Linked DNA regions of Homo sapiens: region 1 is linked to region 2. A link is a loop called in an ENCODE intact Hi-C map of the cell type or tissue named here. Cell type or tissue: PC-3. All regions are shown on one strand.

Region 1 (8,000 bases), 370 kb before region 2:
GTAATAAGGGTCAGAATAAAAAGGAAAAAGAAAGCGACTGTTGGACTTGGCTGAGTAGGTTGATAGCAAGCTAGTAAGAAACATGAGTAGGTATCAAATAGACACAGGTGCAAAAACAGGGCTGAGAAAGGTATGTCGGAAGGGATGTCTAGTTCCAAAGTGTGCTGAGATTAAGGAATTAGAAATGTAAGCTGAGCTCCAGATACTGGAAGACTTTTAGTATCAAACAAACAATTCCATTTTTTTCTTTTGTCTAAACATTAGAGATGGGTACACAAAGAATATTTACCTGGTTGGAATGTCCAGAAGGACTGTAGTGGACTGGAACTCATGGAAGGGAGACCCAATGGAAACTGTAGAAACAGGCTTACACAATAGCAGAGGAAACCCTTAATAGTTATTTTAATCAAATAAGATTTTCATTTAAAAGAATGAAAGAATTAAGAAGACCACAGTATAAAATGTAAGGAATAAAGTTTATAGAGAGCAACTGGCATCGGAGACAGAATTCACAGGTCAGAAGAGAACTTACAAACATAAGTTCCAGTTCTTGGAGAGATGCAAGAACATACTGCTCCTATAAGTTAAGAACAGGTTGTTTGTTCATCAGAAAATAGAATTTTATGCCTTACGGTTCACATGAAGAGTTGTGAATGAAAGTATGAGCAGTGCAAAGGAACAATGAGGGATGCCGGGACACCAAAGACTAGCAACGGGAGGAAGCCATGACTACCACAACTGCTGAAAGGACAAGGGCAAAACAGCATTACTCAAAGCCACTGGCAGCCACAGTCACGGAGGCCAAGATGACTGGTGGGAGATGTAGTTGCAGAAGGACACAGTTACTATCGTCTGGCAAATAAAGGAGGGAATGAGTATACTCACCTCCTTCTCTTCACACCCTGTAAACTTACACTAATGCCTCCCATTGAGCAAACACCAGGGAGGAAGTCCAGGAGACGCAAGACAGAGACGGGTAGAAGTTGAACCTCAGGCAAAACAAAGATTACCCAACACAAGGCTGTATAAAAAAGGAAAAAATCAGTTTAAGAGGCAAGAGCGTCATTGGAAATTAAGAATATGATTGGTAAAATTTTTTTAAAAAATACAAGAAATGGAAGGCAAGGCACCAAACATTTCCTAGGACAAAAAGATAAGGAGGTGGAAAATATGAGAGAAACGTCAGGAAGCACAGAAGAGGGGTCCCAGAGAGAGCTCTGAGTTTAATAAACACCAAGGGTATGGTGTCTGCAAATGCTCCAGGGAAAAACACAAGCAAAAGGAAAGAAATGCAACCTGAAAATTCTTTAGGATTCAATAACACGTAATGATAAAACAGTTTCTTTGCCCCGAGTCCTTGGAGCATAAAAAAATCTGGGACAATCCGTTCCCTTACCACATCAGAAAAGCAACTTTTTGTTTCGAAAGGTCTGTGGTGAAACACAATTCCATGACGTTAATCAATTTATTTCAATTGGGAGTGAAGCATAAATGAAAAGTTCCTATTTCAGAACAGACCGTGAAAATGTGAAGATGTTATTATTTCCAAGCTAAAAGGAGATGTGAGATTCTCTGCCTGGCACATTTCAGAAAGGTACAATCAGCCGGGGCAGGGGAATAGATTTAAAATAGAAAAGTAATGGGAAAAGTGCTTTCCATGTAACAGACAGGGTGGTGGATGAAAACCTATCCCCCTAAAGCCCACTTTATTAATATACATTTTACTAGGCACTTTGGAAAGTTTGAAAATCCACATGCTTCTCATTTCCCATAGCTTCTGGGTCTAATTACATATTTGCATCCATTTGCATACACACACACACACACACACACACACACACAGGTCTCATCCAGTGATATAGATAATTCAATATTCAACTTGTCGATCATCACCTTAAAATAGAGATCTAATTATGGAAAAAAATTGTATGCTGTTTTTCAAATAAATAAAAAGGAGGACACTGATTAAAAATATAACACCCCTCATTGATCAACAGGTACCTTTTTGGTTTTAACCTATCATAAACATGAGGTTTGGTACTACATGGTTCTGGCCCTCCCAAATTAACACTGAGCTAGTTCAGGGAACAAGCTCTCACATACCAAATTCTGAAGCTGCCTTTCAGCAGCAATTTGAGGGACCAAGAACATAGGCTTTCCAAATGTCTAGAAGCTAACCAGATTCCTCTCTCCTTAATTTAGCCCCTTACATTAGGTGCCCCATGCTCTCTTTTGGGTCAAAAATAACAGGGACAATTTAATACCCTATGACTGTCCATTAAATATCTGAATTATGAGGATTCAGATGTAAAGTGCAATAGTATTTTAATAAAAGTACACTAAATAAGGAAGCTGGTAATAGACCTCTTAACGAAAACGTAGTCAATGGTTCATTTAATTTGATGGCAGAGTCCACTTTCAAATAATCCCAAAAGTGTATATTTTGTAAGAAAAAGGTTGCAGAGTTCACCTCAGGGTATTCTTAAAAAATTGTTTGCACACTGAGAAGACATCAGTGCTAAGAGGCTTTCCTGATTACTGAAATTTGGTTGGAAGTCTTTTTTATTTCTATTAAATGAATATATACAACCGTTCGGCTGCCTCAGGACATTTATGAAAATGAGATGCTCTGTCTTAAGGAAGTTAGCTTTAAGAGCGACATTTGAATCATTAGATGCCTCATTGGCTGTTACAAAAACAAACTTCAATCTTCTGCTTCCCCTTTTCTAATATTAGCTAACAATAATTAAGTTGCTTAGACAATTCCAGGTGACTCAAATTTCATAGCACGCTCTTCAAAAGGCTAAGGGATCACTTTAAGTTCCTAAAGCCCTAAGACTAAGTGTGTTTCACTCACTTTGTGTAGCTCCAGCCCAGCATCATGTACCAAAGGGATAACATGATTAAAAATCATCAACTTGTCTTCCGAAATCTGTTTCTAAACCACAGCACAAGGAACAGACATTTAAATACAGAAAGGGATGGAGAACTACAATCTTTTAAAAGTGCACACTTTAGTGCCCAGTGTGGTGGCTCACACCTGTAATCCCAGCACTTTGGGAGGCCGAGGTGGGTGGATCACAAGGTCAAGATATTGAGACCATCCTGGCCAACATGGTGAATCCCTGTCTCTACTAAAAATACAAAAATTAGCTGAGTATGGTGGTGTGCACTTGTAGTCCCAGCTACTCAGGAGGCTGACGCAGGAGAATCACTTGAACCTGGGAGGCAGAGGTTGCAGTGAGCCGAGATCTCACCACTGCACTCTGGCCTGGGCGAAAGAGCATGACTCCATCTACAAAACACACACACACACACACACACACACACACACACACGATAAATATTCACATCATCTGCCTTTGGTTATTCAACCTATAGTTTATCATGGGAAACAAGATCTTATTCTTATAAAGTACCTGCATATTTTCATTTGCTAGAAATTAACCAATTCAGCTTATATCATATGTGGCACAAGGTTTTGTCATGAGGAGGACATTTAAAGAATAATTTAAAAGAAAACAAGTTCAAACGTTCACATAAAACAAAATAGCCATCTCTAAGGAGAAAATGGGTATTGCTGATCCTAATGTTAATATTCTAAAATAAATGAAACATTTTTGAAGGGAGTATTCACCACCACAGCTAAAGAAAGCCACAAAAATTAGTGTATATGTGCCTATATTTATATAGGTACATTTCCCAATTTTATTCTTTTACTATTACAGATAGCTAATTCCTAGGAAACATTTTCTAGATGTCTTCTTTTATATACCATGTCTTTGGACATTAATTACAGGCAAAGAAAGTAAACACTCACAAGAAAAAGGGAATTTTACAATCTGATCTTCAATGTTATCTCAAGAAATGCTGTTATAGCTCCTTGGTTCTGGTTTCCATGCACCTGCAAATTGTCCTTTCACCCATCACTTGTAAGTAGTAGAGGAGCAAGCATACCTGTACAGTCATGCATTGCTTAACAATGAGAAGTTCTGAGAAATGCATCATTAGGCAATTTTGTCATAGCACAAACATCATAAGAGTGCACTTACACAAACCTAGATAGGTATAGCCCACTATACACATAGGCTATACGCTATATGCTATATGCTGTAACCTATTGCTTTTAGGCAACAATTCTTTACTGCATGTTAACATACTGAATACTGTAGATAACTGTAACACAAGTATATTTGTGTATCTAAATATAGAAAAGGTACAGTAAAAATATATTATAATCTTATGAAACCTCAGTTGTATGTGTACTCTACCACTGATCAAAATGTCATTATGTGGTGCATGACTGTATGTGAACATTTCTTGATCATAAAAATAAAGTGTATGTTGACTTAGTTAGTGCCCTGGCAAGTTAATATGTATGTTGACAAACTATAATGCTTAACATGAGTATGGTTAAAATAACACTATGTGAATATATAAACACATGTCTATACATATACACATATATACCTATATATACACACACATATAAATATATACATGCTTATAAATTACAGTCTGTCTTACATTAGCTAAACTATTACTACAGTTTGAGATAAATTTGAGATGTTACAATTGGAAATCTCCTGTTTCAATTTGAGAAGGGAAAATGTTGGCATATTCTCCTGAGTGGAGAAAGAGGCTTTCTATGTCAGCAGATACTTCAGAGGAACGTTAATGTCTCGAGGTTTCTAGCAAATTAACAGCCCAGGTAACAAAATGCAGGGAACTCTGGCCAGTTGCTTACTTACTCAGTTGGATCTGGCCACTTCTCCATGTATTCCCACCACACTAAATGGAGCATGAGTCATTTGAGTAATGAGTCAGAAAATGTCTAGCAGCCTCCGTGCAATAGCAGACGTGATGCTTAAGATAAATTTCAGAGATACTAGGATGGTGTTTTTCATGTCTGCACATCTCTCATTGGTGATGAATAAAATTCCTTCTCCCTTCCCAAGAGACAAAAACTGTATCATATGCTATCCTGAGGCTCGTTCCAACTCTAAAATTTAAAATTTCAAGCAAAACCTATAGAAAGAGGCAAATACAGTGTATAAATGTCTACAATTTGTGTCCTATTCAAAATTAGTTTTTGTGGAATGTTGTCTAATGGATTCAGTGGTCACGTTAATGACAACTTCACTCCCAAGTACTACATGCCCTGTTAAAGAAAAAATGCTTAAGTGAACAAAAAATTTAAACAAATTTTGGAGTTCAGTGAAATTAATGAATAATCTCTTTTTCAATCATCCCTGATTTTTTAAAATCACAATACCTAAATTATGATGATAGGAATTACTACTAGACTTTGAGTTTTAATCCCAGTAACATCTTTAGCTGATTTAAACCTATTTCAACTTCCATTTTAATATTTCATCTCATTTTATCTGTATGGTTAATATTAATTTCCTTTTTGCACCTTCTGGTTGTAGCACAAAGCCAGCTATACAATAGTTGTGTGCTGCTGAATGGAATTTGAAGGCAATATAAAATAATGTACAGCATCACTGAACTGGGGATTAAAAATCCCAAGTTTGAGTACTGTCTTGGCAATGCACTGCCTTTGTCACTCAGGTAAGTCACTTCTTCCTTACAAAAGTTTCTTCCATTACAGGTTTCACCTCTCATGACAATTCCTATCAATTAGTTGAGGCTGTCTGGAGTAATTAGGCAGGACGCTGGTGGGATGGAGTGCCATGATTGATGAGTGATGCCTGCCAAGGGTGTATGACAGCGAAGTGGTAGCAATTTTGTCCTGTACTTGGCAATTGTAGATTAGAACAGGGCTGCTCAAATGTGCATCTATCACCAGGAAGCTTTTAAAATGCAGATTCTGATTAAGTCTGGGGCGGTGGCTGAGATTGCATAGTTCTAATAGGATTCCAGGTGGTGCTGATGCTGCGGAGTTAGAGAGTACACAAGAAGCAAGGCAAAGTCCCTTGCAGCTCTGAATGAATATGGAATCTCAACCTCTCATTCTCTCTTGCTCACTCGCACACACATTATTTCTACTTTATGTATGTGAAAAGGTGCTTACATATGCCAAGAATACTGACAAGCACATTAAATACGTAATTCTCATCCTCCCCCACAAAAGGTAGTTAGAAGTTTTCAGGTAAGAAAATGGAGATTTAAAGAGGGTAAGTAATTTGTCTAACATCACAGAGCTGACAAGTAGTCTAGATGAGAGATGAACCTAGAGAACTTAATTCTAGTACCTTGCTCTTGACCTCTATCATATGCTGTCTTGATACTGTAACAACATTAGACTGCTTACTTAGTGCCAGCCACTAGGCTGTTTTGTACATATTATCTCCTCTACTTTTCTTAAGAACTCTAGGAGGTAGGTAATATTTTTGTTTTACAGATAACAAAATTAATTATCCTTCCACTGTCTCAATCTCGGTAAAACCATAGTGATTCCTATTAAGTAAAACATTAGATTCATATCTATAATGAACTAAACACAAAGAACAGTAGGCTAATAAAAGCAACATGTATATGCATAAGGCTAAGAGTAAATATATAAAAATATTCTTTTATAAATTCATCCTATGTAAATGCATTTTTGACAGGTAAACTCAAATGTTTCTGCAGAGTTTAGTGATGAGGTTATCAAAGTCCAAGTGATTATTGGTCCCAAACAGAATCCATCAGTGGGATTTACAGTGGGAGAAGTATCAAAGATTCTTTTTTCATCATACTCTTTTACTACCTAAAAGTTCTTTATTAGCAAGCAAATGAAATAAGATTGGATCAGTAAATTTCCCTGGAGATGAGATTTCAATATAAGCAGGTGACAGTGGATGCTGCACCGATGCACACTTAAGAAGAGCAAACACCATTGCAATGTGAGGGCAGGATTTTTGCTTTACTTTGTTTAAAAAAACAAAAGTGTGCTTCAAAACCTAAGGGTCTGAAGCAGTGATTCTCAACCTTGGCTGGAGGCTGCACTTTGGAATCAAGTGTGTAGAGGGGACTTAAAAAATACTGATGCCTAGATCCCCTAGAGATTCTGATTTATTTGGACTGGGGTGCAACCGAGACATCAGGATATTTTTAAGCTTCTTAGTTTTTAAATGTATAACCAAGGTTGAGAATCATTTGAATATAGGCATACCTGTCCCATGTGGGGGGCGACTAGTCATTAAAGGCATGAATGTCTAATTGATGAATGCCCTCGTCAGAGCAGACTGGTGGCATTCAGAGAGCAGCAAAGACTTTCTCCCTTGAAGTTAAGCTTAAATTTCATAAGTAAGTCTATTTTAACAGAAAATTTTATAAAACATTTGTAGATAGTCTGAACTACGAAAATCATTTTCTCCCCTTACCAGAATTATTTCCACTGGAGGGCAGTCTCCTCTTGGGAAGAAATGAATGCGGATACAACCTTCTTAACAGACCAAAGTTTAAAATATTGACTAAGACTGTGGCATTCACATGGGTTTCATTTCAAGACAATTTCTGGGAGATGGAGTATTTGGGATAAAAAAAAATGTGTATTCTATGTGAAGATACTGCCAAATTAAAGGTTTATTTCTGTCTGCTAAAACTAAAAGGATAAAAGCTTAACCCAAAAGATAAACACATCCACATATGGAAGACCCTGGGGTGTACAAACATAACAACAACAAATAGAAAGTAGCATTTATTATAGGTTTACTGTGTGTCAGATCCTGTACTAAGCAATTTAAATATCCTACTTGATTCTCAGAACAAATCTATATTTTATAGGTAAGAAAACTAAAGCTGAGAAGTGTTCAAAGAAATGTGTCCAATACCACATATCAAAAAAGTAGCTGAGCTAGGACTTGAACCCTATCTGCCTGACTTCAAAACCAGCCCTTGCAATCACCAATGATACCGCTTTACTGCTTGAGTGAGAAGCAACATGGTCCCTATGCGTAAGACAAGCGTCTAAATCAGAACATGTCAACACAAGAAAACAGGAGGAAAAAACTCTCTTTACACAGCATTAGGTAATGAAAGAAACTGAAAGG
Region 2 (8,000 bases):
TAGAGGCATGCCAAATTAAGAGTCTTTGCCATAGTAGTCAGCACACTTTATTGATGAAACATTAATTTATCAAATATATGTTAAATACTTCATCAATAAACAGTGAGTGTTAAACACTGTTCTAGGCACTAAGGATACAGAAGTCATAAGATAGTCAACTCTCCAGTGTCACGGAAGTTATATTCTGACAATAAAAAGATGAACATGAATTTATAATACAACATCAGGGAGTCGTAAGTCTTGTGAAGGAAAACGAAGCAGGGCAAAGAGATGGAGGATGATGAGGGAGGAGGAAAGCTACAGTAGGCAAGATGATCAAGGGAGGATTCTCTGAGAAGATGACATTTGAGCAGACACCTAAGTGCAACAGGAGGCAAAGGCATACAAATATCTCGGGGAGAAGATTTCCAAACAAAAGCAAGAGCAAATACAAAGATGTTGAGAAGAACAGCAAGAAAACCAATGTCAACAGACTGCAGGGAGAAAGGAGAGTGGTATGAGACTAGGTAAAAAGAAGAGGGCTGAATCTTGAAGAGCCTTGAGGTCATAGCAAAAAGCCTGAATTTAATTCTAAGGATGATGGGGAGTTACTACAGGTTTTTTGTTTTGCTTTGATAGAGTCTCGCTCTGTCACCCACACTGGAGTGCAGTGGTACAATCTTGGCTCACTGCAACCTCTGCCTCCTGGGTTCGAGTGATTCTCCAGCCTCAGCCACCTGAGTAGCTGGGATTACAGGCATCCATCACCATGCCCCGCTTATTTTTTGTATATTTAGTAGAGGCAGGGTTTTGCCATGTTGGCCAAGCTGGTCTCAAACTCCTGACATCAAGTGATCCACCCGCCTCAGCCTCCCTATTACAGGGTTTATACAGTTCATGCAGAATACCAGAAAGGGAGATGGGGACTGTGGGGATGGATACAGGTAGGCTTGTAGATTTGCTAGAGAAAATAAGGTAGTTTCTTCTGATTGTTTCTCTTTCTCCAGTGAAATAAGAAGTGAGACAATCAACTGATTGAGAGAGCTGGGGATGGCCATTGGAGAGTTGAGGTACAGGTGAAGATATAAAATAGTTTTCTCAGAAAGTAGAAGTATTAGGTAAACAATGCAGGATCACCGTGTAGAACAGAGGATCCACTGCAGTCAGCATAGTTGTGTGTCCTCCATCCATCCACACTCAGGCCCAAAGTAGGTGGAAAGCTGAATGAGGGTCATAGTTTTGCCAGATAAGAATGACAGAGAAAGATGAGCAAAGGAGTTCAGTGTGCATGTAAAGAAGAGAAGAACCATAGCATCTGAGCTGAGCAAGGAGGAAAGTGAGGATACAGGAGGATGACGGATTGTACATAAATCCTGTAAGTCAACAGATTGGAGGCCCCACAGGATCAAAGAACTGTTGGAGTAGAGATGCTAATGTCACCTGAGGCAGCAGCCCTGAAAAGATAGGAAGTGGTGGTCAGAGAGTGGGATGCTGTGAAACATACTTTGAAGGTTAGCATGGCATTTCATAACAAGGGCACTATTGGCATTTGGGGAAAACAATTCTTCATCGTGCATAACAGTCTCATGTACTGAATGACATTTAGCATCCTTAACTTCTGCCCTCTAAATACCAGTAGCACTCCTTACATTTGCAATTACTCCCTAGGAGAGTGGTACTTCCTAGATTGTGAACCATTGGCCTGGGGTATGACTATGAGGTAGGGAGAGATATTTGCAAGTGAGAAACTCAGGGACCTGATAGACCAGGTATGAGTATTCTCTGTGGATGTTTTTACTGAGAATGATGAGTATAAAGACAGGGCGCTGGGGGGAACGTCTTCAATAAATACAGAGGAGTAGGCTGTAGAAGAGTTTTATGGCATGTGCTTTAAAAGCCTCTGCGGAGGAAGAGAAAAGGAACTGTCTAGAAGTGACAATGAACAATACCAGAAGACACCAACTCCACTGTCAGACACTGAGAAAAAAACAGACACCCCTGGAGAGGGTGATGGGGAAGCCTCCTTAAGAGTTTGCCAAGAGTATCAAGCAGCTATCCAAAAGAACTTTCTGTGATGATGGCAATGTTGATATCTACGCCATCCTATAAGATAGACAATAGGCACATGTACTTCTTAGCCCTTGAAACGAGGCCAGTGTGTCTGAGGATGTGAATTTTTTACTTTGATTTGAACGAATTTAAATGTAAACAGTCAGATGTGGCTACTGGCTAACAAATTGGATGGGGCAGAACAGTAAAAGGTGAAGGAAGCATTCAGAAGACAAAATTCTTCTTAATCTCTGAGTCTTGAGGAAAAGGGCAAGGGCAGGTATGAGTCTAGGGAAGTTTGTACATTTGTAGCAGGAAGAGGTGAGGAGCATCTAATAGCACAATAGCATCAGCATTTCCAATAAGCAGGATTCCAAAAATTCATTTTAATTTATTTCAGCCTCCTCTCAGACTAAATTCTATACCATATTGTTGTGGAAGACCCTTAAAAAAAACCCTCAAATATTTAAAATATCACCATCATGTAAGAATTATTTCTTCTCCTAAGAAGCATCTGGTATTAATAGACTATGACTATCGCGTGTTTTCTAAGATCTAAGTGTCCCTTCCCTCCAAAGACTGGCTATCTATATCTAACAAAGGAAAATGTAACATTTGAAAATTCCCTGTTAAAAGATTTTGTTGTCATTTGGAAATCATATTTCTTGCTGTTTGCATTTCTATTAAAAATATAAAGAAATTTGTTCTTTGGTATCCCAAATGAAGTAAAAGTATTCTAATTGGTTGCATTCACAAGTCTACAATTTGCGGCTTAACAAAATTATTTTTGAAAAGGTCATAACCTGTACCCACATGCCCACCCAACCACACACACAGACATCCAGAATGGTCTTGTGATCATGTCTTCAGAAGTTTGGCTGCAAAGTTACAAGCAACAACTGTCCATCTGCACCCACCAACCTAGTGAACAATGCCAGTCTGGGACCCAAGGACTATTTACTCAACAGAAGAATTCCAACTTCAGGCAGGGGATAGGCGAAGTCCAGATAACATCTAGATATTTCTTGACATTGCATTTGATTGGAAATAAAGGAAAAGTAAAGCATTTCTGGTTAGTTTCTGTTTCTTAGTGTCTCTAGTTCCCATTTTATTTCAATCAAAATATCAAAATACTCTTTAGCCCATAGAGGGGACAGAGTTCCTAGTTTAATAAACCCTAAAATATATAATTAAGATAAAGCCTCTGTAGGGTTACTCAGCACAACACTATAATTGCTCAGATTCCCTAGTGGATTCTCCAGTCAATTTCTCTGCATCCTTGAGGCAAAATCTTTTCCTTAATTGTCCTCACTTAGACCAGGTGCTAGGTGTCCTTCCTAGCCTGCAGGTCTTACAGGCCCATTCATCCCTAAGGGGGTCTTATATATTAACCTTGCTTCTGAACTCTAAGCACTGGCAAGTCAGGCAGAAGGCCCAAAGGACCTAACAGCCCATAGGTAACTACAATGTTGGTAAGGTGGATTCTGCCAGATGCCAGCCTTGGATCCATTTTGGGTCCCTACAGATTTATGCTTCTACTATAATGAATTTCATAATTTCTAGTATGTGACCCAGGGTTGAACTAAGAAGTTATTCTTGCTTTCCCCTTTAGTTTTCCCTAATGGGACTTTGATCAACATGAAAACTAAAAATATCCTGGTGCTAGACCATTAACACTAGTTAACTATTCCAGACTGTGGCCACTGTCAAAGACAGCCATCTTGTAATTGAATTCCACTGGGGACAAGAAGACTCAAAACAGAGTAGGTGAATGGATTGCTTAAAGTCCATCTCAGCTACTAAGGAGAATGAAGAGCAGCAGAAACTGAATTATTAATTCCCAACTCTATTCACAAGCCCCCTCTGGTGGAGGAAGTATTAGTAATGAAACAGCTATAACAATAACCAAAATTTTTTTAAAAGAGAAAAGGCAATCCACAACAAAACAATCAGCCCCTGCAGAAATGAGAGTCAAGTGTAGTGATTAGCAAATATGAGCTGCAACCTGAAAACCACTTACAGATGAAGCAGTATGATGAATGATTTACCAAAAGGTCAACACCGCTCTTTTGTCTTCATCACCCATCAGTTTTCCATCGCCCTCAATTTGTCTGGCACATAACAGAAAGCAGGGCATAAAATATTCCCCATAAAAATTAACCTTACTTTGCAACATTAAAAAAAAAAACTTATAGTTGTATATAGTTGAAGCGTAGGGGCCAGCTTCTCAATTAGTACTCCTAGCATACAGTAGAAAAAGCGTTGACACTTAAAGCCCTATTACAAGAGGTAATGTTCTTAGCAAGTTCCGGAACTCTCTGCCCTATTCTTGCCTTGCTGACCCACTATTCTCAAGCGAAGGAAGGGGTCAGTAATCCCCCTACCAAATACCACACCAATGGTGGCAGGAGGGGAGCATGTGACAGCATTTCCCCTTTTACTCTCCTGGAGGCCAAACTTCTTTGCAATCTCTGCTTTTAGCTAGCGTGGATGCCAGCCTTTCAACCTTGCTATGCCTGCAATACTTTCTGACAGATGAGCTATGAGATGTACCACCTTCCCACTCCCATTTGACAACCTTTGTACAAAAAGAAACACAACGCCAAGGGAAAGTATATTTTTAGGCATGAGGGATTCTGAAAATGAACATATCTGCAAACTTCTAGATCCCCTTAACCAGACCTGAAAAAGACATTAATCTATTTTAACTAAACTGATTAAATTGATTTAATCAGAAAGCGGGTCACTTCCCTCCTCCCTATCCTGTCGCTGAATTTACTAATTGTTTCTCCGGCTTTGCCCAATCAATAAGATATTTTGCATCTTGCAGATATAATGTAAGTTATCAGTTATTAAAAATTCCTCTTCCCGGTCTCTGGTTAAAGTGGGTACCTAAATATCTGCTTATTTATTTACGTCGTTGTTATTTGCAGATTTCTTTTTTAAAAAAAGCAGAATTAAAATGAAAGAAAAGGTCAAAAGAGTTTGGAAAAAAAGCTATCTACAGGGATGTTCATCACTGCATCATTTATAATAGTAAAACTTGGAAATCTTAAATTTCCAAGCAAAAGAAGACTGTTCAAATTAATTATGGTATAGCCATAAAGTGGAATACAGTCATGCATCACATAATGAAGTTTTGATCAATGACAGACCACATATATGATATCGATCCCATAAGATTATAATGGAGCTAAAAAATTCCTACTGCTTAGTGACGTTGTAGTTGTCATAAAGTCATTGTGCATGCATTACCTTTTCTATGTTTAGATATGCAACTACTTACCTTTGTGTTACAGTTGCCTATAGTATTCAGTAAAGTGATGCTCACAAGAGTATGAAATTGTCTAATGACACAGTTTTCATTAAGTGAGGCATGACTACACTATGCAGACATTGAAAATTAAGTGGTGGAATATTTAATAACAAAAAAAGATTTGTGGTACTATTAAGGGGGGAAACACATTGCAAAACAGTAGATACTGTAATATCATATTTATTGAGAGCTGTTATCTTTGTATACCATTGGTTTGACAAACATTCATTGGTCAGCCATCTTCCATTCATAACCTCTTCTCTCCAGCATTCCTTGCACTTGGGAATTGTTCTATAAAATAAAATATTAAAGAAGAAGGCTGCTAGGTAGGGCTTTTTTTTCTTTTTTTTTTTTTGAGACGGAGTCTTGCTTTGTCACCCAGGCTGGAGTGGAGATGGAGTCTGACTCTGTCGCCCAGGCTGGACTGCAGTGGCACGATCTTGGCTCATTGCAACCTCCGCCTCCTGGGTTCAAGTGATTCTCCTGCCTCAGTCTCCCAAGTAGCTGGGATTACAGGCACGCACCACCACACCTGGCTAATTTTTTTTTTTTTATTTTTAGTACAGATGGGGTTTCACCATGTTGGCCAGGCTGGTCTCGAACTCCTGACCTCAAGTGATCCACCCGCCTCGGCCTTCCAAAGTGCTGAGATTACAGGCGTGAGCCACCATGCCCGGCCTAGGTAGGGCTTTTCTTCTTGTCTGATTAAAAGGAGCGGATTTATCTAACAGGTCTCTTTTTGTATTTATCCTTTATCTTTCCAATCTAAACATAACGTCTGGAGGAACAGCAGCTTCATTGTGACCATGAAGACAAAAAAATAACACGCTAAGAACAGTAGAAGAGAAATGCCAAAACATCAGCTCTAGATTATCCTCTAAAGACTTGGAGAAAGTCACTATTGGTTGGATTTTCTTTATTTTGCAGCTGAACACATTCCTGATACACAGGAGATTCTGTTTTTGTTTTTTGCTTATCTGTGGCTTTTATATTTTCTACCATAGTATGTACTGTTTTATCATAAGAAAAAAATACTGGATACAAGAAAAAGGGTCTTTTGTATTCTTCAAGAGAAATCTAGAGGCTGTGAGTTGGAGTCTCAAATCATCCAAGGAACAAAAGCACAGGCAAAGAAGACATGCCAATAATAAAATTCTTAGAGCTGCTTAACATTATTAATATTTTCATTCCCTTCAACAGAAACTGTTTACAGCTATTAGTATTACTGTTTTTCGAGTCATGGAACACTTAAGATCTACTATGGTGTCAGGTGCTACTTAAGGCACCAAGTATCCAAACAATAAGGCAGCCCATGACCAAAAGGAACCGTAACAAGCAAACGAAGAGGAAAAACCTAGCAGGGTAAAACACACTGCCTAACATTGCTCAGCTGGTTAATGGTGAAGCCAGGACTGGAATGCAGGTCTCTTGACACCTAACGACCTTCATCACCCTATCATATGCTTAACCCACTTACCATTTAGAAGAAAGAAGTGCAGCTTGCTACCAGCACAACGCTCTCGGAGCAAACGGGAAATGGGTTAAGCATTAATATCTGGCTAAAAGATGTAAGAAAAACTCTGGTGAGAGTATTTAAGGAGAATGATCTAGATGGGGGTCAAAAAACATCAGAGACAGACCTTGTTCTTCATTAACTAGTATTTATAGTTATAGCAGGATTGTTTTCCCTAAATAAAGGGAAAGGTCTCTTTGAGTGGGGCAGAAAGGATTCCACTTTTTGGCTGGGTGCAGTGGCTGATGCCTGGAGTCCCAGCACTTTGGGAGGCCAAGGCGAGTGGATCACCTGAGGTCAGGAGTTCAAGACCAGCCTGGTTAACATGGTGAAACCCCATCTCTACTAAAAATACAAAAATTAGCTGGGCATGGTGGCGGGCACCTGTAATCCCAGCTACTCGGGAGGCTGAGGCAGGAGAATTGCTTAAACCTGGGAGGCAGAGGTTGGTGAGCTGAGATCATGCCATTGCACTCCAGCCTGGGAGACAAGAGCAAAACTCCGTCCTCCCCACCCCCCCCCCAAAAAAAAAAAAGAGATTCCACTTTTTATCTATCTATACCACACCGAATCAGTCGATCAATCCACTGACCACAGATTGTAATCTCGGCCAACCACTATAGTGGGGAAAGAAAACATAGCAGTGCAATCAGCTGTTGGATACCACAGGCAACTTGACAAGTCAGTGACAACTTGGCCTATTTATTCATCTTTTAACCGTTTGTTCTGGTGTCTGTGTAGTCACAATCAAAGAATAGTCCCTAGGAATCCATGGAGTTTCATTGAAATGGAGTTAGGGCTTTGGATCATATGCAGAATCTCAGTACTATTCCAGGAGAAGGGCAGCCACATTGCCTCTGAATGGCCAAAACATAGGGTAGTGAAGAGTGGGAGAATATGCCAGCCCGAAATATGCCACTTTAGCCTAAGGATTATGTGGAGCTAAAGGCACATTAAAATACAAAACAAAACCCAGCAGGTGCAAGAAGTGTTCTCTAACCCTCCCCTTTTTCTTCCTGAAAACATGAAACAAAACCCCCATATAGAAGACGTCCAGCTATACCAGAAGGAAAGTCTCATTCTTATCATCAAGGATGGGAAAATGAGACTAGGAAAAGTCTGTACAAACAGATCTTGTTAAAA

Evidence for each region. Hi-C counts contacts between places; a loop is a spot of excess contacts. Peaks named below come from ENCODE experiments on the same cell type or tissue, not always from the same donor. Only the 100,000 strongest peaks of a DNase experiment are listed, where the experiment ranks them.
Region 1: it touches region 2 in a loop (15-fold over the local background); 4 of 110 quality-filtered maps call a loop at or near these places.

What each region holds. Positions count from the first base shown.
Region 1 is chr3:60,575,139-60,583,138 of GRCh38, forward strand. All of the region lies in intron 4 of FHIT (fragile histidine triad diadenosine triphosphatase), which reads right to left. Among named protein-coding and RNA genes, the nearest start is that of MIR548BB, 39 kb to the right of the region's middle. In PC-3, a CTCF peak has its summit at 7,336 (motif pointing right); DNase peaks (open chromatin) are centred at 3,983 and 4,803.
Region 2 is chr3:60,944,800-60,952,799 of GRCh38, forward strand. All of the region lies in intron 3 of FHIT (fragile histidine triad diadenosine triphosphatase), which reads right to left. Among named protein-coding and RNA genes, the nearest start is that of FHIT, 300 kb to the right of the region's middle. In PC-3, a CTCF peak has its summit at 3,890 (motif pointing left); no DNase peak of the experiment used is centred here.